3 separate regions of the Mus musculus genome follow, and regions 2 and 3 are each linked to region 1. The links are chromatin loops, found by intact Hi-C in ENCODE. Cell type or tissue: left cerebral cortex. All regions are shown on one strand.

Evidence for each region. Peaks named below come from ENCODE experiments on the same cell type or tissue, not always from the same donor. Only the 100,000 strongest peaks of a DNase experiment are listed, where the experiment ranks them.
Region 2: it touches region 1 in a loop (4-fold over the local background); 2 of 42 quality-filtered maps call a loop at or near these places.
Region 3: a loop joins it to region 1, with 2.6 times the contacts of the local background. A loop is called at or near these places in 7 of 42 quality-filtered maps.

The regions. Positions count from the first base shown.
Region 1 is chr17:74,391,278-74,399,277 of GRCm38, reverse strand. Slc30a6 (solute carrier family 30 (zinc transporter), member 6) reads right to left here and starts at 3,670. Exons shown (of 14, transcript NM_144798.6): 1 at 3,610-3,670. The coding sequence starts at 3,612. In left cerebral cortex, no CTCF peak of the experiment used is centred here; a DNase peak (open chromatin) is centred at 3,705; H3K4me3 peaks cover 1,740 bases; H3K27ac peaks cover 1,054 bases.
Region 2 is chr17:74,711,249-74,719,248 of GRCm38, reverse strand. It overlaps Ttc27 (tetratricopeptide repeat domain 27), which reads right to left and starts at 1,499. Exons shown (of 20, transcript NM_152817.4): 1 at 1,238-1,499; 2 at 438-615. The coding sequence starts at 1,337. In left cerebral cortex, no CTCF peak of the experiment used is centred here; DNase peaks (open chromatin) are centred at 1,546, 2,437, 3,451 and 7,320; H3K4me3 peaks cover 1,223 bases; H3K27ac peaks cover 732 bases.
Region 3 is chr17:74,481,669-74,489,668 of GRCm38, reverse strand. It overlaps Yipf4 (Yip1 domain family, member 4), which reads right to left and starts at 176. Exons shown (of 6, transcript NM_026417.4): 1 at 1-176. It also overlaps the pseudogene Gm6476. In left cerebral cortex, no CTCF peak of the experiment used is centred here; DNase peaks (open chromatin) are centred at 194, 1,815, 3,384 and 4,391; H3K4me3 peaks cover 762 bases; H3K27ac peaks cover 638 bases.

The sequences.
Region 1 (8,000 bases):
CAAACAAGTAAATAATAAATAAATAATATAATAAATATGTGAAGGTAGAGGCTAGTGAGATAACTCCGCAGGTAAGAGCACCGACTGCTCTCCTAAACGTCCTGAGTTCAAATCCCAGCAACCACATGGTGGCTCACAACCACCTGTAATGAGATCTAACTCCCTCTTCTGGCATGTCTGAAGACAGTTACAGTGTACTTATGAATAACAATAAATAAATAAATCTTTGGGCCGGAGCACGCAGGGACTGAGTGAGTGGAGTTGACCAGAGAGAGAGAGGGGTCAACAGGAGTGAGCAAAGGTCCTAAAAATTCAATTTCTAACAACCACATGAAGGGCTCATAACCATCTGTACAGCTACAGTGTACTCACATTCATAAAAATAAATAAATAAATAAATAAATCTTTAAATAAATAAATAAATATGTGAAGGTTGACTGAGGAAGATCCCAAATGTCCATCACTGACACACACACACCACATACACATGATAAGGTGGACAATGAATGAAGACACCTAGCACTGACCTCTGTCCTTAACATGTGTCCAGGTACCCATAACGTGTGCATACAGAGAATGAATGAGAACGGGAGAGAATGTCTGCGCAAGTTTCACAGGACTATTTCATGTTTCACCTTTGACATGCAGTCTTCTTATATTCCAAACTACAGTGCTTTTGTGTTGTTGCTTTCGCAGTTAACCACAGGACGGCCACCATCCTGTCACCATGTATCAGAAGCCAATCTTTAGTAACTCTACTGATGCGGATCGTTCTATTTCTTGCCATTTTCTCAGAAAGCACTGTGTTTTACACAGAATTGTCTTCATTACAATGTGCAAGTCACAAAGCCATTCCCCTTATAAACCTGAAAACAGATCTTAGCAGATGATACAAGTATATGGCCTTTGGTTTGGTCCGCAGGACATTCTTGCAAATCTACATATGTATACCTACCTCATATATTATTTCACTCCGTGACTAATGTTCTCACCATAAAAATCTAGGGCCTCCCTTTGTTGACTGTTTTATTTTCATTTTTTTAATACTTTTTATTAGGTATTTTCCTCATTTACATTTCCAATGCTATCCCAAAAGTCCCCCATACCCTCCCCCCCACTCCCCTACCCACCCATTCCCACTTTTTGGCCCTGGCGTTCCCCTGTACTGGGGCATATAAAGTTTGCAAGTCCAATGGGCCTCTCTTTCCAGTGATGGCCGACTAGGCCATCTTTTGATACATATGCAGCTAGAGTCAAGAGCTCCGGGGTACTGGTTAGTTCATAATGTTGTTCCACCTATAGGGTTGCAGATCCCTTTAGCTCCTTGGGTACTTTCTCTAGCTCCTCCATTGGGGGCCCTGCGATCCATCCAATAGCTGACTGTGAGCATCCACTTCTGTGTTTGCTAGGCACAAGAGACAGCTATATCTGGGTCCTTTCAGGAAAATCTTGCTAGTGTATGCAATGGTGTCAGCGTTTGGATGCTGATTATGGGATGGAACCCTGGATATGGCAGGCTCTAGATGGTCCATCCTTTTGACACAGCTCCAAACTTTGTCTCTGTAACCTCCTTCCAATTGGAAAAGATGAAGTCAAAATATCACTTTTTGCAGATGATATGTTAGTATATATGTGTTGACTGTTTTATAAAACAGATATTTATAAGTATAAAATTGTTTTTCCCCCTCCCCCACATTCCACTGTGGGGGGGAGGATTTGGCTGTAGGTTCAAGTCTCAGAAAGGCAAAAATTAAAGATTCCTAGAACTTACTGGCCAGCCAGTCTAGAATAGACAAGCGCCAAGATCATGTCTCAAAGACCATGTCTCAAAATAACTGGGGGAAACAAAAAAAGGGAACACAGCTAAGGAGGCATCCTGACACCCACATCTGGCCTCCACCAATAATACTGGCAGATGGAATAGCATATGCAAATTAGATACAAAGGTCCAATTCAAACAACACAGTTTGCAAGCTGTTCACTGTTGCTACAACGTGTATATTGTATATGTTTATTTCTTTAAAGTTGGAATAACTGAAGGTTGTCTGGTCACTGTTCATTTTACACACACACACACACACACACACACACACTTTTATTTTTGAGACAGGGTTTCTCTGTATAGCTCTGGCTGCCCTGGAATTCACTCTACAGACCAGGCTGGCCTCAAACTCAGGATCCACCTGCCTCTGCTTCCAGAATGCTGGGTTAAAGACGTGCACCACAACTGGTTTATCCTATCCATTTTCTGTACCCAAAGGATTACTGAAATTTTATGAAAATACTGTGTGTGATTTTCCCCCTATCAAGGGCTAGAACTATGATTCACAAATCAAGAGTATTCACTGCTCTTACAAAGGACACAAGTTCAGTTCCCTGTGCCCACACGGCACTCACAGTTGTCTGTAACTCCACTCCCAGGAGATTCAACACCCTCATTTTACTTCCCCGGGCACCAGACACGTACTTTGTGCACCAAGAAACAGGCAGACAAACATCCATACACAAAATTTAAAAAAAAAAAAAAATCTGGGAACCAGAGAGATGGCTCAGTACTTGAGAACACAGGCTGTTCTTCCAGAGGACCTAAGCTTGACTCCTAGCATCCACATCTGCTCACAGCTCCCTGTAACTCCAGCTCCAGGGATCTAATGTCTCTGGCTTTCTCCCACAGCTGCACCCACGTGCACATAACCACACAATTTAAAAGAATACGGTGAATTCTTTTACAGATCTTCATTAGACATTTTAATATATAATATTTTAATGTTTTGGTTTTTCGTTTTTTTCGAGACAGGGTTTCTCTGTATAGCCCTGGCTGTCCTGGAACTCACTTTGTAGACCAGGCTGGCCTCCAAAGAAGGAAACTTTATGGTGGCAACAGTAAGAACACAAATATGTCATTGTCGTATGTAAGTTACCAGTAAGGGCTCAATGAGTTTTTGTGATCGTTTCAAAGGGCGGTCAGCACTCTGACATCTGAAAACGCAACCACCCGTTCACCTTTACAGAATACTGAGATAATTATGTTTGACTTACGCGTTTTGTTGTTTGGTTTTAGATTATGGGGTTTTTTTGTTTTTTTTTTTCGGGTCAGAGTCTCTATTTAACTCAGGGTGAACTTCGAAGTGCAATCCTCCTGCCTCAGTTTCCTGAGTTGTAGGCCAAAGGCATGTGCCAAAACACTCAGCTTAATAATTAACTCAATAATTTTTAGGAAAAACCTGACATTCCAACAACCATAGCGTATACTAGAACCTTTCCCGAGCTGCTCCACTAACCCTTTCTGTAGCCGCTGCTCAGTGCCGAGCTATTCAAACACTGAAAAGCAAACGAGTGAACACGCCCTAGAAAGCCCCACGCAAGCCTCAAGTCGCTGATGGCGTTCACTTGTTCTCAGAGGAAGCTTTAATTTTAACATTAGGCAAATCTGGCATTTCCCAGCTGTAGAGGCACAGAGCAGGAACCCTTCAAGAACCCGAGCGCTGGGAACCCCAGCGCAGGCCCGACCACGCGGTTCCGAGCAGCTGCGGTACAGCAGGGCGCTCGAGCGAGGAAGCAGGAGGGAAACATCCCGCAAGAATCCCGCACACCCCACGGCCAACTCACCATGGTAAGGAGCCGTACAGCTCCCGCCGGAAGACGCTCTGAGAAGTCGCATTTCTCAAGCGGAAGGGGCGGGCCTTCAGAATCCGATTGGTTGCAGGGCGAGGGGGCGGGACTGCGCATGTACCCTAGGTCGCCGTCTTTTTGTTCTCCGCCGCCTGGGAAGTGGGCGGATTAGAGCTGCTCTGGGCGGGGCTGCTCGCCCAGGGAAAGGGTGGGCATTTATCACCTTGGGAGGAACTTTGAGGTCTGTTCAAAGTCTTCTACCAGAGTGTGAGTTTATTACAGTTTATACTCCTGTTTTAAAAATGAAGAAGCAGGAACATTAAGAAATGTCACAGTAAGGCCGGGCAAGTCTCGCTGATTTCGAGGTCAGGCTCCTCGAGGTAGACTCAGCCTATGTTAAAAATACATTTATCAAATTCCCAACTGTTTCATTAAAAATAATGTCGCAGAAAACGCTTGGCTTAAGAACACAAGGATTCGAGTTAAATCACAAGAACCTACGCCGTCACGATGGCCACACCTGTTTGATCTCAGCACTCAGGAAAGCAGAGGCAGGCATATCCTTAGTGACTCGATTTCAAAAACCCAGGTGAACGTCAACCTTAAGTATAAGGTTGTTCTCTGGCCTCCACGAGCACTTTACTGGTGCACGTCACCGGTCAGGGTGCAGCATCGCCTGCGTACTATTCTAACGCTGGAGGCTGAGGCAGGAAGACTACACTACACAGCAAAACTGTCTCAAAACCAAAACGAACGAGTGAGTGAGTGAGTGAGTGAGTGAGTGAGTGAGTGAATGAATGAATGAATGAATGAATGAAAAGAGGTGATGGCTTTTCCTGACTCCAGTCATCCAAGTGGCTACTGCAGTTTAAGAGGATCTGACACCACCACCAGGTGGTAGAGCCCTTAGGCATGACACACAAGGGTTCAATTGCCTAAACTGGGTGCAAACCTGTAACCCTATAGATTTGGTAGCTGAGGTAGAAATATTCAGTTCAAGCATACTTGGGGTTTAGAGTAGGTCACTGTCAGCCTCCCCAGTTAGTGAGAGCATCTCAAATTTAAGGAAAAAATAAGCACTTGTAGCTGGAGTCCACTGTTTTGTATATGGTGCCTGTCTTGGGAAGCTGTGGCAGGACACTGAATTCAAGTCACACTTCACTACGTAAAGTACCAAAAAGACAGAACAATAAGAGAGGGATTTCTTAGGGAGAATACTTTCGGGGGTGGGGGGTGGGGGAGAAGGAAGGGTGAGACAAGGACTAAAATTTATTATATACCAGGAAACTGTCCAAGAATAAAATATTTTTAAAAATCTGAAGCATGCCTTAAGTCTTATATGTTTCATAAGCTAGTGTGGAACTCAGAATAGCTGACTTTGAACTGAAAATACTTGGCTTTATCCCATAACAGAGTTTTAAATCTCTACAGTTTCTTTCTTGCACAGTCATTGTAGCCTATAAAGATTGTATTTGCAGATCTTATCTTCTAGGCACTGATCTTAGTGAAATTGTATCCTAGTAAGAGACACATGCAAGAAGAAAAAAAATTCAGTTATTTGTAAGTAGAATGTCAAAACTAAGGTAATGTGCTAGGTATGGTGGATCATGCCTTTAGTCCTAGTAGCTAGAGGCAGAGGCAAGCAGAATTCTGTGAGGTCCAGGCCAGCCAGAACTTCACAGTGATACCCTGTTTTTTAAAAAGAAGTGGGGGGAGTTATGTTATAAATATTGACAGGGTAGATAATTCATAGTGGTCAGAGTTTTGTAAAAATATTTTATTTGTGTGTTCAGGTGTCTGAAGCGGCCGGAAGATGGCATTAGAATGCCTTGGAGCTGAAGTTAAAAGGCTTTTGTAAATCACCAAATATGGGTGCTGGGATTCAAACTCAGTCCTCAGGATTGAGCAGGAAACACTCTTACCCACGGAGTCATCTCTCCAGTCCCTCAGAAAAGCTTCTACAAGGTGAGCGTCATTTCTGAGTTATAAGTATTCTTGGAAATACCGCTTTCCAGGCAGAATAAACTAAAGAAAATATCTCATTGGAATGGTGTATTTTGAACTGGTTGGTTACCACATCCCTTTAATCCCAGCACTTGGGAGGCAAAGGCAGGAGGGTTTCTGAGTTTGAGGCAGGCCTGATTTACAAGATTCCAAGGATAGCAAGAGTTACAGGATAGCCAGGGCTATACAGCGAAACCCTATCTCAAAAAAACAAAAACAAAAACAAAAACAAAAAACAAAACAAAAAACCAACAACAACAACAACAAAGAGGGCTGGAGAGATGGCACAGCAGTTAAGAGCACTGACTTCTCTTCCAGAGGTCCTGAGTTCAATTCCCAGCAACCACATGGTGGCTCACAACCATTTGTAATGGGATCCGATGCCTTTTTTTGGTGTGTCTGAAGAGAGCAACAGTGTACTAATATACATAAAATAAATAAATATTTTAAAAAGGAAACAAAACACTCAAAACCAAACACTAAACTACAAAAGAAAATGTGTATTTTGAGATTTAAAAGGTGGCAACATATAACATATGGCAATATAAAATCTGAATCATGACTTTACTAGAATGTGTACGGATTGACTTACACAACAGTAATGTCCAAGATCGTCGGCAAACTATTTTGTGTTAGGACCCATTTAAATTTATCTTTTTAAATGAGGTCATGTCTCAGGTAGCCCAGGCTGGACTGAATTCACTATGCTTGGGAATACAGGAAAAATGTAAACACAGCCTAATTTTTCAGAGGCATGCTCCACAGGAAACAAGCAGAAATACATACACCCCCCTAAGCAAATCCTAGGGCCTATTAGGTCTCCTTAGATTGAAATCCAATACTGAAAAATACAGACTTTTTCCCACAGTTCTATTTCACCATTCCTAATTCTTGACTGACTGCTCATACTTAAATAAATAGCCCATCATTGTAGATGACCTCTTCAAGGCACCTGGTCTGTCGCCCCACTCTGGAGGACCACAGGAATAATGATTTCTACACCATCAGGCCCCAGGCTGTTATTTGTAGGTCTTACTTTTAAGACAGCCCTTTTTTGGCCTCTGTAAATGTAGATCTGCTGGAGGAATGAAATACAGGTGAGGAATCTTAAAATCTGCACTTCACAGATTCTGCGGCTCAGGGCTATCTTTTGACTGGGGTGGGGTGGGAAGAATTGAAGCATCCACGGTTACCTGTTTCCCTCCCATTACTCTTCTCTTCTCACAGGCACGATGCTGTCCCACTGTCACAAACCTTCCCTATGTTCCTGGTCAGCCCTTCTGATGACGAGTTTAGCATTAAAAACATTTGATAGAATGCTTGAGTCAGTTACATTTTGTGGTTTTCAAGTTTGTCATTTCTATTTGTGTGCTGAAAATTAGGATCCCTTGCCCCCTTTCCAATAATCAACATTTCCAAGGCATCTACTGTTCTTCTCTGAAGACATGTGCATGTCTTCCCATCTATTTTGATTGTAGATTACATAACTTTTCTTTGGAAACTTAGGTATTACTGTGTATTTGCCCTTGGGTACTATTGTGAAAACTCTTGTTTTCTTCTAAAGAATGCTATATTTATTCTGGATTTAAACTATTAAAAAGATAACCTTGATACCGAAATGATTTTAAGTTGTCAGAGTTTCTGTTCATTTTGTCCTTAGAGTTTCCATTTTCAACTTTAAAACTCTACCCTCAAACAGCAGTATTTTTGTGCATTTTTTGCCATCTTTCCGGTTTTTCCTATGATGTGGTTTTTGAGACAGGTCTACCGTGGAGCCCTCCCTGGCTGGCCCAGTCAGTCATTCTCTCAGGGTCACCCAAAAACCATCATAAAACACAGGTATTAATATTATGATTCATAACAGTAGCAAAGTTACAGATATGAAAATAGTTTTATGGTTGGGGGTGTTCAAAACTGGAAGAACTGTATCTAAGGGTCGCAGCATCACAAAGAGTGAGCGGCACTGTTCTGTGTAGAACAAGCTGGCTTCAGAAGTCACCCACTTTGCCTCTAGGGTGCAGGAATTAAAGACATTCACTACCACTACAGGCTTGTCTGTTTTGTGAGACAGGGTCTAAGTAGCTCAGGCTATTGTAGGTGTACAGGAATGCTCCCTTTGGTCAGCTCTTTAGACTTGGTTATCTGCTGGGTTCCTTTGAATATCCTGCTAGATGGAAAATTTTGGAAAGTGCAAGGATTTGAAAGGAATCTGCAGATGACAGAGGTCAACTTATCAATTACCTCTCCAAGATTTCCTTTCTCATTTCCAGCGGCTTCAGCAGCCTGATAACCTCTTCATCTGAATTGCCTGTTGTGTTCTGCTTGAATTTCATTTTCAAATGAACTGCATAAGCTGGGATGAACTGCACAAGCGGGACTATACA
Region 2 (8,000 bases), 320 kb before region 1:
AGGATGTGTCCTTCTAATACAAAACTCATTTAATCCTGCACCACTCTCCTTTTCCATTCTAGATCTTCTGGGCCAGAGACCTTACAGAGATTGCTTGAGACCAGTTATTTCAACAACTACTAAATACCAGGGCCTCACAGTGTCAAGGTGCTATAAAAGTTGATATTAGCCTATTCATTTATTCATTTATTTATTTGATTACATGAGTGTTTTGCCCAGGTGCATACATATATACTACACATGTACCTAGTGTCCATGGGTTAGAAGAGAGTGTTGGATATCCTAGAACTGGAGTTGTACAGTTGTGAGCCACCAAGTGGATGCTGGGAATTGAACTTGAGTCCTCTGAAATAGCAGTAAGTGCTCTTAACCACGAAGTCACCTCTCCAGCCCCCACCTAGTACGTTTCTCTGTGGAAATTTCAAATAAAATACTACCTTTCAATTTCTTCCAAATCTGTAGAGCAATCCAGGAAATTCACTATCTGCTTCTCCAGGTAGCTGTCAATCTTTTCTTCAGCCATCATTGTTGAATTTAAAATAGTTTGTGTCGTTGAATGGAAGAACAAAGCCTCATAGCTCCCTTCTAACAGCAATTCTAAGAAAACTCCAATATCTGTAATATTAAAAATGAGTCCAGTAAGGCAACAGAATTTCTTAAGTATAAATGATAATCCATTACATAGATACTTTAAGATGCAAAAGATATAAACAGCATACTGGCTGTATACTTTTATTCTACCAACAAATATCATGTCTCCTAGAAGTACAAAACCTACAATGACAGCAAACAATGACAATGATTGATGATGACGATGATGATGATAGGCATACTACCCTTCTTCAGGAAATTCACAAAGATTCCAATTGACACCGGAAAGTTGTCCTTCCTATCGTCAATATTCTCACACACACACACACACACACACACACACACACCGGCCCCAGGAAGCCAATCCAAACACATCTGTTCTCTCATGATTCCCTCACATTTCCCCCAGGCACATGTTGGTCTCAACATTTTTACAACACTGACTTTTTCCTGCTGAACTCTCTTTCACTTGTCAGTTCTACATTAAAAAAAACTCATCTCGTCTCTTTCGGAAACTTCTGTCACATGAGCAGATCGCAGACCATCAAGCGAAACTCCCTCACTCTTGACACCTCCTATGTACCCAGGGCTGGCATCCTTTGTCCTCACAGCTCTGGCACTAACCTAAAGTGCGCAGCGCTCTCACCTGAACCACAGATGCCCTCCTGCTTCCAAACCAGCCGCTCCGCCTCCGTGGAGAAGCCCCTCAGAAGCGCCAGCTCCGGCGTCCACATCATTCCCGGCATCGCTGCACCCGATACAGTGTCCCACTAAGGAGGAGAAAAACGAGAGGAGGAGGGTCCAAAGTCGCCGGCGTCTTGTTACGACGGATAGCGCTCACAAACTTAGACTCCCATGTGAGATTATACATGCATGGAGGCAGCCATGACAGCAACGCAGAGCATCATGGGAAAACAAACCCACGCTGGAGCAGCTTCCTTCTAGACGACCAATCGGAGACTCGGTTGTGAGCATGCGCAGACTGAGTAGTGGAAAAGAGTTGGGTGGGTCGGTCAGCCGGTCGCAGTAACCGGGAGTTGTTGCTAGTGGAGACAGTTGAACGCAATCCTGCTTTGGAACATGCGACTACCTGAGGCAAAGTTAAGTCCTTGGAGGTTAATAACTCGAGCCTTTTCTCCCCAACAGACGGAGCGCAGGCTGTAGAAGTTACTTCTAATGGAGCCCTTGAGCCCCAGGCTAGAACGAACTTCCTCGGCATAGGCTATAATTTGGATGATTCAAAGTGCAAGAAAACCAAACTCGAAGTGTAATCTTAGCACGGAGGAGGATGATGCAGGATAGTTGCAACTTAAAGGCCAGCCTGAGCTTCGCCCTTAGTTCCAAGCTAGCCACCTGGAGAAATGGCTCAACAGAGGACAAAGTTCTATTCCCAGCACCCACAAGGTGGTTCATAATGGCCTGTAACTCCAGAACATCGGTTACCGTCCTCTAGCCTCCCAGGCACAAGACCCATAAATGGTACACAAACATAGCTGCAAGCAAAAAATACTCATAAAATAAAGGCGGCGGTGGTACATGTCTTTAATCCCAGCACTCTGGAGCAAAGGCAGGTGGATCCTTGAGTTCAAGGACAGCCTGGTATACAGAGCTAGTTCCAGGACACCCAAGGCGACAGAGAGAGACCTTGTCTCAGAAAACAAAAACAAAAACAAACTAGAAAAAAAAAAGAATAATTTCTTTAAAAGGGGAGAAAGGTCTGGTTTTGATACTGTCATCACATAAACCTGGCAAGAGCCTGGAAGTTTCTGCAATTCAGTCGATAGAACCCAGAACACTTTGCTGACGTGGAAAAAAACCTGCAAGGAAATATATCCTCCCACAAGTGTGGCAGCTGCTGAGCAGAGAGTTGGCTGTTTGCCTCTTTTTTTTTTTTTTTTAAGAGAATAAATGTTTTCTTTCTCACTCTGCTTCACTGTAGAAAAACAGCCTGTGCAGCCCAAGGTAAAATTAAGACAGTACTAAGGACTGTCCTTCACCTGACATTATACAACACTCCCCTGTGCTCCTGGGCATTTCTAGTGAGAAGGAGGTCTTTTGATCAAGACCCTGGAATAGAGTGGGTGAGTTACAATATTATATGACACAACATTGTTACCTGAAATAAGGAATCCATATAGTCACTGATTTTTTGGTAGGGTCTCACCAAGTAACTTCTGCTGACCTGGGACGTGCTATGTAGACCAGGCTGGACTTACACTTAGAGCTCTGCCTGTTGGGAGTGCTGGAGTGCTGAAGCACTGAAATTGGAGGGTGGTTCATCAACAAATCCAGCTTCATAACTTCTTTGGTTGGTTGGTTTGGTTTTTCAAGATACGGTTTCTCTGTAGAGCCCTGGCTGAAATGGAACTCACTCTGTAGACCAGGCTAGCTTTGAATTCAGAGATATATGCCTACCTCTGCCTCCTCCTGAGTGCTGGGATTAAAGGTGTGTGACACTGCTTGGCTCTTCTTCACAACTTTTAACTATAAATAATCTCATTGCCAGCTCTCCTGCTCTCACACCCTTGGGGCTGGCACCACCAGGGCCAGCTCCACTGTGTTGTCCAGGTGAGATGCAGGGCCCACTCTCCAGAGTGCTTCAGCCAATGTGGGGGGGGGGGTAGGGAGAGCTCTCATGATCTCATGCCTCCAGGGCCAGTTTTCCCTGCTACCACAAGTTGCAAGGGGACAAGGAGAGGGTATCACCCCTACACTCATATTACCTCAGATGAGTGGCAGAGCCAGCTGTCCAGTGCTCTTGCCCTCGGGACTGGCTCTCCTGCTCCCCCTCTACCAGGGCCAGCACTACTGTGCTATCCAGAAGAAGTGCAGGACCCACTCTCCCAAGTGCTGCAGCCAGTAAGAGGCAGGGGCAGCTTACTTGCTTTCATGACCCTGGGGCCAGTTCTCCCAACTCCTGCAGGTAGTGATGGGGGGGAGGCCTTCCCCACACCCATGCCACTTTGCAGCAGACAAGTGGCTGGGCCAGCTCCCCTGCACTCTCACCCTCAGGGCTGGCTCACCCACGCCCCTGCCTCCTGGGTCAGCTGTGCTGTGCTGTCCAGGTGAAGTACAGAGTTCATTCTCCCAAGTGCTGCCACTAGCAAGAGATGGGGCCAGCTCTCCAGAGCACCACATCCAGTAGGGTACAGGGCCAGCTATGTACAAACCCTGAACATTTTCATGGTGCCAGTAGGCTGCCCCAATCAGGGACATCCCCGTGTTCTCTAGTGGTAATATGAGCCACAGATACCAACACTGACCCCTGCCATTATGTAGCCACAGCCTCAGACATGGCCCTCCGTGGCAGCTTGGGTTGGGGCCTGGTGGCACCAGGTGGCAGGGCTGGCCACTCACAACAGGCTGTTCCTCTCCTCCCTCAGTCTCCAGTTCCATCTCTCTTCATAATGCTCAAACTGCCCCACTTCTCTTTCTCTCCCATCTGACCACCACATGCTCACACATCCTGCTGCAGGCTGGCCACATGACTGTTGGACCCTGGGTCACATCCTCAATCCATGATACGTGGTGTGATAGCAAGCAGGTGTCTATGTCCTGCCTGAGCTGTGTGCTGGAGAGCAGGTCTGTGGGTGGCATGGTGGCTCACAGGTCTCTATCTGGCATCCTCCTCCCTCACTGCCCTGCCTGGATTTGAGTTGATTTGATTTTTTTTTAAAGATTTATTTATTTATTATATGTAAGTACACTGTAGCTGTCTTCAGACACTCCAGAAGAGGGCTTCAGATCTCGTTATGGATGGTTGTGAGCCACCATGTGGTTGCTGGGATTTGAACTCCTGACCTTCGGAAGAGCAGTCGGGTGCTCTTACCCACTGAGCCATCTCACCAGCCCTTGATTTGATTTTTATGAGTCTTTAGCATAAGACAGCTTTGGCCACCAAGCCAGTACAAGATCAACACCATTGACAACGAGGTATGTCTTTGCCCAATGTCATGGAGGTTGTTCTTTTTTTTTTTTTAAAGCATTGAACACACCCATAGCAAAGGACAACTTCCAGGAGTCACGTCACTCCATCCACCACGTAGGTCCCAGAGATTGAACTCAGGTAATCAGGCTTGCCAGCAGGCACCTTTACCTGATGCCGAACCATCTCTCTGGTCCTTGATAATTCTTTATAAAAAAAAAATCTATGTCTATGTGTGTCTGTGTGAATGTCTGCCATGTGTGTGCTGGTGCCCATGAAGATTAAAAGAGGGCATTGTGTCCCCTGAAGTCACAGGAGGTTAGGAGCTGCCCGTCATAGAAACTGAATCTAGGTCCTCTGGAAGAGCAGCAAGCACTCCACCAAAATGAATAAAGAGCTGATCTGAGTAATGGAAGCTTCCACATGAAAGGCAGGACTCAAGGAGGAGACCTAGAAGGACAGCAACACACACAACACAGAAAGCAAATACCTGCCCCCTGCATGGAGATAGCTCAACAAACCTGCTGAAGACCATTCTTCAGACTCACAGATTGGAAAGCCTTGATGATGAAATGGGCATTTGCTAAAGACCAAGCTATCAAGACGGCAGATATGAAGGATCATCGCACCAACGGGTCTTCATAAGGACATTCAGGCTGTTAAATGTATGGGATTGATAACTGTTTCTGACATAATATTTAAACTGGAACAATTTTTAGCTTAAATAGAAATCGGGAAAATGTAGAGCGATTTTAATACAGCAACATGGCTACTCTGGCTGGAATAGACACACACCCTTAGCATACCTTTAATCCCAAAAAATGAAGATAAAGGTAGTTTGTAGAAGGAAGCTCCATGTTTTTTTTTCTTTTTTTCTTTTTCTTTTTCTTTTTTTCTTTTCTTTTCTTTTCTTTTTCTTTCTTTTTTTTTTCAAGATAGGGTTTCTCTGTGTAGCCCTGGCTGTCCTGGAACTCACTCTGTAGACCAGGCTAGCCTCGACCTCAGAAATCTGCCTGTCTCTGCCTCCCAAGTGCTGGGATTAAAGGTGTGCACCACCACTGCCCAACAAGAAGTACCATGTTTGAAGGTGATGTATACTTGTGAGGCAGGCAAAGTCACGAATCAGGGAAAGATTTGACAGACTAGGATATGCACAACCCTCACGAGAAGGGAGAGGAAGGAAGGAGAGTTGGCTTAAGAGAGCAGTGCAGAAAGGGGGAAAGGAGGCAGTTTTACCAGGACAGTTGTACAGACACAGGCTGAAGAGAGAATGAGCCAGATAATGAGAAGGAGATGGAAGATTAGAACAGATTGCCAGAGTTAGTCTGAGGCCAAGCAGAGCAATTCAATCAGACACTTCAGGAGAAACCAGACTGAATCAGTCAGCTTGGATAGGAGTTTGAGCCAGAACAGCTGAGTTGAACCAGCCAGCCAGAATTCAGAAAGAACTAGAAAGGGTGAGCTTATTCAGCAGTAAGTCTCAAAGGCTGAAAACGTTCTAGACCTAGATAAGATTGGTGGGGGGTGCTGGAAGTTTCCAGGACAGGGCCTAGGTAGCTGACTGAGGCAGTAAACCTGAGAGATAACAATCAAACAAATAAAAGATACTTTTACCCTCCTACACGTTCATAACTTATTTTCAGCTGGTTCAAAGATAACACACTTTAGAGGTGGGACATTAAACAGGACATTACCCCTCTTAATGTCACATCTCATGATGGACTGAATAAAAGACATGACAGGCTTGTCAGTTGTGTGTGGAAAGTCAATAAATAAGCATAATGTTGGTTGCTGTGTCGCTCATATTCTCATGGTGAGGGGATTGCCACTGCTCTAAATCCAGCCTTTCCCAGAGGTATTCTTCACTATCATCTATGATTAAGTTCTCTCTGGCCTTTGCTAATAGAATAAGGGGAAATTATATAGCAAAATAATTAATTTTTTTTGCCTTTCTGTAGTATTGAGGGTTGAACTCAAGGCCTTCCACATGCTAGGCAAGGGCTCTACCACTGAGCTACACCCCCAGGCCTAAAAATGATAATCTACAAATACTAATAGGGGCCAGAGTGTGGCTTAGTGACAGATGGCATGTTCAGCCTAAGTAAAGCTCTGGGTCTAATCCACAGCGTCACCCCTCAGAAAGGATTTAATAAAAAAATAAAATAAAATTGAAAGCCCTTGTGGTGTGGCAGAGATGGGGATCTACTGTCTGTAGAGTTTAACTCTTCTCACATCATCAGGCGAGACCATTCTTACATCTGTACTGGGACTGGCCACACCTCCTGTGTGTTCCCAGTGTCCCTTTCCTAGGTAAAACGAAGACTCCTAATGCCAACCCCAAGCCAAACGAGCTGTTATGGAGGACCATTCCAAGACGCTGACAGCTCAACAGCCATATCCCCTTATGAAGATTACAAACCCTGTAACCATTTCTGGTGAAAAGACTCTAAGGAAAATGTCCCTACGATACAAGCTAAAATACCCGAGTGGTCATCAAAAAAAGTATTTATTCATATTGGCTGACACAGTGCATAGGATAGACTAGCCCTGGGGACATTCAAAACGTTTAAGTTTCCTAACACAAGGATTTATGGGTAACAGACTAATGAGTAGCACATGGATCATAAATACCCTTCATTCTCCTTTGGGCCAGCAAGGAAGGGATCTGGGACATTGCTAACATTTTGTACTGTGTCTAAATTTATACCACATAGCAAATCGGCTGTGTAACGTAGACACAGCGAGTCGCCACATCTTGTTTTCTTGATTAAACCTAGATGTTGGCAATGTGTCTTCCTCCTGGTCTCTCACGATTCTTCTAAATATATCAGTTCTCTTCACATTCACTTGACGTCTGCGGTCCAGAATCCTCAGTCGTTCCACACAACAACTGTCCAGACAGATAAAGCCAACAAGTGACTGGCAACAAAACCAGATTAACTGAGCAATTCAAGATGTACTTGGAAAATCAGCTCTCATAGACAAAAACATATCTAAGGTAGAGTCAACCACATGTTTATAAAACCCTGCCCCTCTTACAGCTCCTAATGCATTTTTTGGTGATTTTAGTGTTAGGTAGCTGGAGAGATGGCTCAGCATCTAAAACAATGGCAGAGGACCTAAGCCCTGGTCCCTGCACCCATACCAGTTTGCTCATAACTGCCAGTAACTCCAGTTCCAGGATATCTGAGGCCCTCTCCAAGCCTCTGTGGGCTCCTTACACTTATCTGTCACACATGCACACACATACATACACATAATTTAAAATATAAAAAAATAAAAACTTGTCTTGTTGGTTGTGAACCTAAGCCTTTAATGGCTGAGCCATCTGTCTGGCACAAAGATAAAATCTAAAAACCAATAACAAGTACAATAAAATCTGTAACACAATAACAAGTAGCCCTCAGAATGGGTTTTAGAACTGTTCACTCTATGAGTAATGGCCAGAACTGAACATTTTTTTTTGAAGCACATTGTTTAAAAT
Region 3 (8,000 bases), 90 kb before region 1:
CGACCTGCTAAGGGGCGGCCTGCGAGCCAGGAGGCGCGGGCTCGGCCGAGGGAGGGGACGCGCGAGCTAAGCGCAGCCTCTGGCTGCCGACCAGGTCGCACCCGAGGCCAGCCGGTGGCGAGCACCCAAGCACCACGACGCCGGGGCCCTGACAGGACCATAACAGTGACAGCGCCGCCGGGATTGGCTGTTTGTAATCTGCTCGACTATTGGCTCCCGCGAGAAGATTCTGATTGGCTGTTTCTGTGTTGATTCCGGAAACCACTCCAACACCGGAAGTGGCCTCTGAAATCTCTGTTCCGCCCTCATCAGCTGTTTACTTAAATAATTCTGTCTACCTTTTTCCCTGTTTGAGTTTTTATAAACATATCTTCTTCGTTGTTGTTTAACACAATTTGAGAGCTTAGTCGTTTGATGGCTCACGCTTGTAATTCCCGGAACTCCTAGAGAGGCCGAGGCAGCATTGGCAAAAAAGTGAGGCCCTTTTTTTTTCAAAGGAAAAAAAAAAAAACAACACACACACACACACACAACACACACACAAACTACTTAAGTTTTAGGACTTCAACCCCTCATTTCCGACCACAAGATTCTGCCACAATAATTCTATATATTAATTATATAGGATGTTTACGAAATTATGTGTCGTGACAAAGCTTAGTCTCCTTATCAACAAAATTAAGAGGCCGGAGAATGGTCATTGTAAAGCTGTAAATTTCCACCTACGGTTTAAGTACTCTGGCCAAATTAATTTATGAAGAAGGCAGCAGTCCAGAAAGGATAAATTAGGGCAAAGAAGCCCTTGCTTTTTGCCTGCTGCTGATTTCATCTGTTCCCTAATAAACTACCCAAAGTTTGCAAATTCACCTACGTTTTTATTATTTCTTTAAGATTAATTTATTTATTTTATACAAGAGTACACCACCATTGCTCTCTTCAGACACACAGGAAGAGGGCATTGGATCCCGTGACAGATGGTTGTGAGCCACCATGTGATTGCTGGGAATTGAACTCAGGACCTCTGAAAGAGTATTCGGTGCTCTTAACCACTGAGCCATCTCTCCAGCCCGGTTTTTATTTTTAAAGGCTATGCGTGTGTGCTTGAGGGTATGTGTGTGTGCAGATGCCTGCAGAAGGCACAAGAGGGCTTCAGATCCTTCAGAACTGCGGTTCCTGCAGACACCCAATGCGGGTTCTGGGAACCCAAACTCAAGTCTCTACAAGAGAGCAAGAGCTCTTAACCTCTAAACCAACTTCCTAGTTACTCGTCTATGTTTATAATCTTAAATTTTGCTTTTCATTTTTCTAAACTTCTGTATATGTGTGTATGTTGGTAAACCGAGTGCCACCCACATTCCTTAGCCTGGTACTCCCCTAGCCCAGCTTTGTTAACAGCGACAGCAGCCATGTCATCACCAGCGGCCAAATTCAATTTATTTCCACTGTTACCACAGGTGGAGTAGTCTTCCTGTGTACATGTGCCATACCATTTATATAGGCCAAGCCTTCACAGCTTGCCACTGTGCATCAGAGGCAGCCTTTTGTATAACTACCCTCCAATACATCTCTCCAGTGAGGGGTTTTTTTTTTTTTTTTTTTTTTTTTAAGATTCAAGGTCATTATTTATTTGTTCCTCTTAAAGACTCATTTTTGACTGGACTCAGACTTAGAAGTAGAAGCTCTCAGAGAGGACAGCCTACGTCTCTTGGCAATCTGTTCCTGGCGCTTTTCTTTGGCTTCCTTCATTCTCTTGGCCAAAAGTTTAGCATATTCTGCAGCCTCCTCCTTGTTCTTCTTAGTGCGTTGCTTCTTCAGAGCAATACGTCGGCGTTTGTGTTGCAGGACGCGTGGAGTAACAAGACGCTGAATCTTGGGTGCTTTGGTCCTGGGCTTCTTACCTTCTTTGTTTAAGGGCTTCCTGACAACATACTGGCGGACATGATCTTCTTTGGAGAGATTAAAAAGCTTTCGGATTCTACTAGCTCTTTTAGGTCCCAGCCGATGAGGCACAGTAGTATTTGTCAGTCCAGGAATATCCTTCTCTCCTTTCTTTACAATAACCAAGTTGAGAACACTGAGATTAGCTTCAACAATGCATCCGCGAACAGACTTGCGCTTCCTCTCTCCAGTTCTCCTTAGTCTGTAACAGGAATGCCCCTTACTCAACAGCAGGCGCACTCTGCCATGGGTCAGAACACCGTGCTTCATGGGAAAACCTTGCTTGTCATTTCCACCGCTGATCCGGGCCACATAACCCTTCCACTCTTCACCAAGAGCATCAGCGGCTACTTCCGTGGCCATGCGTTTCTCATAGAAGGTGCGGAGCTTGCGCTCGCTCATCATCCACCTCGATGAGCTTCTGACAGCCAGTGGCAGGGAAGGAGATGTTCAGCTTCATTTTGACACAGCCGAGCGCCTAGGAGGCGTCACGAAAAAGAGGCCTGACTTCCCAACAGTAAGGGGTTTTTTTGTTTTGTTTTGTTTTGTTTTGTTTTGTTTGCATGGTGTTATTTTGTGTATCCCTTGTCCCTCTAATCACAGCAAAAACCCTTACAGTGTACATGTGTTTGAGTGCAGGTTCCTTGGGATGCCAGAAGAAAATGTTTGGGCCCCTGAAAATGGAGTCGCAAGCAGCCGTGAGCAGCCTCACATGGGTATCAAGAACAGATTTCAGGCCCACCGCAAGAGCAGGATGGGCTCTTAATAGCTGAGCCATCTCTCCAGCTCCTACCCCCTTTTATATGCTCAAGTAAATATAGTTTAATATTCGAACTACATAAAAGTAGTTTCCAATTTGGAGTGCTCTGAGGATGGACTGTGAAACAGACATGAATGACGCACAATGAATCCATAATGGAGCAAAAGGAAGGCATATTCTCTAATATCCTCAAAGGAATTTAGAGAATGTTTCTTACGGGAGGGAATAGGTTGGTACTCAGAGGGTGAATGGAAATGTAAGAGAAATATGTAAGGGTGTGTGTGTTGTGATTGACTGGACTTGGGAAACCAGAAGTCATGGAGTTTTTATGAAGAAAAAAAATTGGTGTAGAGAAAAGTCCCATAAGTACATAGAAAAGTAACTGTGAAGAGAGCAGCATGTGGAGAGCACCTTTATTCCCCGTACCCGAGGAGCAGACCTCTGAACTCAAAGTCAGCCTGGTCTCCATGGAGGGTTCAGGCCAGCTAGAGACAGTGAAACCCTTTTGAAGGAGAGGGAGAGGTTCAGGAGGGGCTATAGATACTCCGAAGAGTTTAAGTTCCTTTTTCCCGAGGCAAGGGAGTGATATAGCCAAGTATACTTTGAACTATTACTTAAAACTATACATATGGAAAGATGAAGACTTTCATAGAGATGTATTATAATATTTTTAAACAGCATCTCATTATGTAGTTCTGGCTCACTTGGGTTTCTCTATAGAGCCAGGCTTGCCTGGAACTCACATAGATTCATCTGCTGCTGTCTCCCAAAATATATATATATACACAATTCTTGTACTAGGTTTAGAAGTCTAGAAATGAGAGAGAAGTAAATATAAGAGGCATTAAGGTTAGAAATCCATCAAAACTAGTGATAAACCACAAGATACTAAGAGTAAAAAGCAGTAAGGAGCTGGAATACATTTCTCTCTTCTTTCTCTCTTTCTCTCTCTCTTTCTTTCTTTCTTTCTTTTTTTTTTTTTTTTTTTTTTTTTTTTTTTTTTTTTTGGTGGTTTTTTTGAGACAGGGTTTCTTTGTGTAGCCCTGGCTGTCCTGTAACTCACTCTGTAGACCAGGCTGGCCTCAAACTCAGAAATTAGCCTGCCTCTGCCTTCCAAGTGCTGGGATTAAAAGCATGTGCCACCATGCCCGGCTCTTTCTTCCTTCCTTCCTTTCTTTCTTTCTTCCTTCCTTCCTTCCTTCCTTTCTTTCTTTCTTTCTTTCTTTCTTTCTTTCTTTCTTTCTTTCTTTCTTTCTTTCTTTCTTTTCTCCTCCCTCCCTCCAAGGGTATTTCTGTGTAGCCCTGGCTGTCCTGGAACTCACTCTGTAGACCAGGTTGACCCTCTAAGTTCAACCTGATTCTGCCTACTGAGTGCTAGAATTAAAGGCATGCATTGTTGCCCAGGAAGTAATTTTTTTTCTCTTAAAACATGGTATAATGAAGCCCAGGCTGGCTTCCAACTCCATATATACCCAAGTTTGACCTTGAGCTTCTGATTTTCCTATTTGTGCCTTTCCAATGATGGCATTACAGGCAAGTGCTGTCAAGTCTGGTTTATGCAGTGCTGGGGACCAAACCTCTGTGTAAATGCTACCCAAGCACTGTACCAACTGAGTCCACCGAGTACATCCTCATCCCACTTCTTGTTTCTTCCTTTGGTGTTAGCAAATGTTACTGAGTATGGAAATGAGGGCGAGGAAGGTAGCTTGGCAGTTAGGAGCACTGGCTGCTTTTCCAGAAGATCCAAGTCTGGTTCTTCGCACTCGGTTCAGGAAGCTCACACCCACCTGTGCCTCCAGCTCCAGGGATCAGATGCTGGTGTCCTCTTCAAGGCCCCTGAACTCATATGACACTTCTTTTAAATATGTGTACCTTAGGGCTTCTATTGCTGCAACGAAACATCACAAGCAAAAGCAACTTGGGGAGGAAAGGGATTATTTCAGTTAATTCTTCCTGGGAATCGTCCATCCCTGAGGGGAGCCACAACAAAAACTCAGGAGGAGCCTGGAGGCAGGAGCGGATACAGAAGTCACGAAGGAGTGCTGCTTATTGGCTTGCTCAGCCTGTTTTCTTATAGAACCCAGGACCACCAGCTCATAGGTGACACCACCCACAATGGGCTGGGCCCTCCCCCATCAGTCACTAATTAAGAAAATGCCCTTTAGGCCTCTTTACAACTTAACCTTATGGAGATATTTTCTTTTCTTTTTTTTAAAGACTTATTTATTTATTATATGTAAGTATACTGTAGCTGTCTTCAGGCACTCCAGAAGAGGGCGTCAGATCTCATTACAGATGGTTGTGAGCCACCATGTGGTTGCTGGGATTTGAACTCAGGACCTTCAGAAGAGCAGTCAGTGCTCTTACCCGCTGAGCCATCTCTCCAGCCCGGTATTTTCTTAATTGAGGTTCCCTTCTTTCAGAGGACTTTAGCCTATGACAAATTAAACCTGTCTAGTACAGGTTGGGCAGTGGTGGCGCACACCTTTAATCCCAGTATTAGGGAGGCAGAGGCTGGTAGATCTCACTGAATTAAAGGACAGTGTGGTTTACAGAGAGAGTGAGCGAGTTCCAGGACAGCCAGGGCTACATGAAAAAACCCTGTCTTAAAAAAAAAACCAAAAAACTAAAAAACAAGCAAACAAACAAACAAACAAACAAAAACCCAAACCTATCCAGCACAGTGTGAAAATAGAGGATGTGCTGGACTTCTGAGACTCTGAAGTGTTCGTCACTGTGTTTAGGAACGTACAGGTTGAGCTCCACTATTACTTGTTAGTTCATAAACACCCAGCGCTTGGCGTATAATTCTCAGCTAGAGATGTGGTATGATGTCAATAATTCAAGGTTGGCCATTGCTGTGATGTAAAATTCAGAGCATACTTCTGCTCAGGCCGCGGTACCTGCAGCAGCTGTTCCCACTCACAGACACTGACCCTTACCCCACCGAGAGTGCTGCCGGGGAAACTCTACCTCAGAGACCTCTCTCTAGGTGCCTGGATTTCTCATCCAGGGAGGGGAGTTTAAATCAAAGAAGGTATTTGTGGGTGAATTAAAAAAGGAAAAAAAAAGTAAAGAACAGAACAGAACCGCTCCTAGATATGGTGGGAAGAGAATTTTATTAAAGATGTGCAGGAGAGTCATAGCCAGGGGCAGCCCCCCCCCCCCCCCCCCCCGAGAATCCAGAGTGGTCATGACCCTGAACCAGGAGGGAAGAAATTGAAGAGAACCAAGTACAACAGCAGGAGGCCAGAAGTACAAAAGAAACAAAAGAGCATTAGAGAGGGGGGCGGAGGGGCAGACAGACAGACAGACAGAGAGCAGAGACAGGGGTGCAGGGAGCCAGAAGGGTGCAGAGAGAGTAGGAGACCAAAATGTCTGGGTTATATTAGGGAAAAGCCTCTGGAAAGAAGGGCAGCCCAGTTCCTGGGCCAGTAAGTTCAGGGCAGGGGATGGAGTATGCCACACCCTGGAACAAATAGGGGCCAAGGAATACTGGGAGAACCTGGAGGCCAGGTCCTCTTTAATATATTAAATAGGCACCTCAGTTGCTTGTCCAAAATTTGAAACTTAACAGTGGGCACACATCCCATTCCACATCGCCTGCCTCCTTGGAGAACCAGAGAGCTTGGTTTCAGAATTAGGCTATGAACTGCATTCCTTTTTCAGAGAGCTATAGGAGGGGACCACATCTCCACCGTGTGGGCCTGAGTGCTCTCTTTAGAGCCCTTGCCATACTTTCTGTCTCTGGCACTTGGGTCTGAGCTCTCCTCACAGCCTCTAACATGCTGTCTGTCTAAGGTGCTAAGAGCCCATGATGAAAGGTTTCAGATGTGGTTTCAAGAGAGGAAAATTGGGCTGGCAAGATGGTTCAGTGGTTAAGAGCGCCGACTGCTCTTCCGAAGGTCCCGAGTTCAAATCCCAGCAACCACATGGTGGCTCACAACCATCCGTAACGAGATTGATGCCCTCTTCTGGAGTGGCTGAGGACAGCTACAGAATACTTACATATAATAAATAAATCTTAAAAAAAAAAAGAGAGAGGACACTTGATGACTATTGGGGTGATGAGCTTATCAGAAGAGTTACTAATGCCACAGACAAACAGATAATTACATGTATGAGTATGGTGAGGAGTAAGCTGGAAGAGGGCAACAAATATGAAAAACAAGTGTGGTGACACATGCCTTTAGTCCCAGCACTGGGAGGGAGGCAGAAGCAGGTGGATCTCTATGAGTTCTAGGATAGCCTGGTCTACATAGTAAGTTCCAGGCCAACCAAGGCTATGTAATGAGGCCATGTCTCAAAAAAGAACAAACCCCTAGAAAAGAAAGACATACTCAGAGGCTCCAACAGCCATGTAGAAGGATTGGCCCCAAATAGAATGACTTTCCTTTTCTTTCTTTTTTAAAGATTTACTTATTATATGTAAGTACACTGTAGCTGTCTTCAGACACAGTGAAGAAGAGGGCATCAGATCTCATTAGGATGGTTGTGAGCCACCATGTGGTGGTTGGGATTTGAACTCAGAACCTTCAGAAGAGCAGTCAGTACTCTTTTTTTTTTTTTTTTTTTTTTGGTTTTTCGAGACAGGGTTTCTCTGTGTAGCCCTGGCTGTCCTGGAGCTCACTTTGTAGACCAGGCTGGCCTTGAACTCAGAAATCCGCCTGCCTCTGCCTCCCGAGTGCTGGGATTAAAGGCGTGTGCCACCACGCCCGGCTGAGCAGTCAGTACTCTTAACCGCTGAGCCATTTCTCCAGCCCCAACTTTCCTTTTATTTTCCCCACCTTCCCCCCCCCCTCTTTCTTGTGATACAGAGTTTCATATAACCCAGGCTGACCTACAAACTTACTATGTATCCAAGGCTGGCTACATATTCCCAATCCTCTTGCCGCTCCCTCCCAAGTGTTGGAGTTATGGAGTTACAGACCTGTGCCACCAAGCCTGGCTGAGTTGGTCCTCATTGGCCATGTGTTTAATGTTATTCTGTATCTTTACAGTCTTGGATGCTTCTTTTCATAGATACTAGTCTTCTGTAAACTTCATCCTTTTAAGCTGACAGAGGAGTTGTATCTTTAGTCACTGGCTCATTTATTCTTTCTTATTTGTGGTATTTGTTCCTTTAATCTTACTCTCTTGCATCCTTGCATCCTTTTCTCTCATTTTCCCCTTTGGAAAGCCAACATGTGAACGCTGGAATAGAATCCAAATCTTCTGCCAGAGCATCAAGTGCTCTTAAGCATGAAGCCATCTCCCTACCCCTCTACAACTAACTTTTAACATGAATGTTTAAATGTGCCAG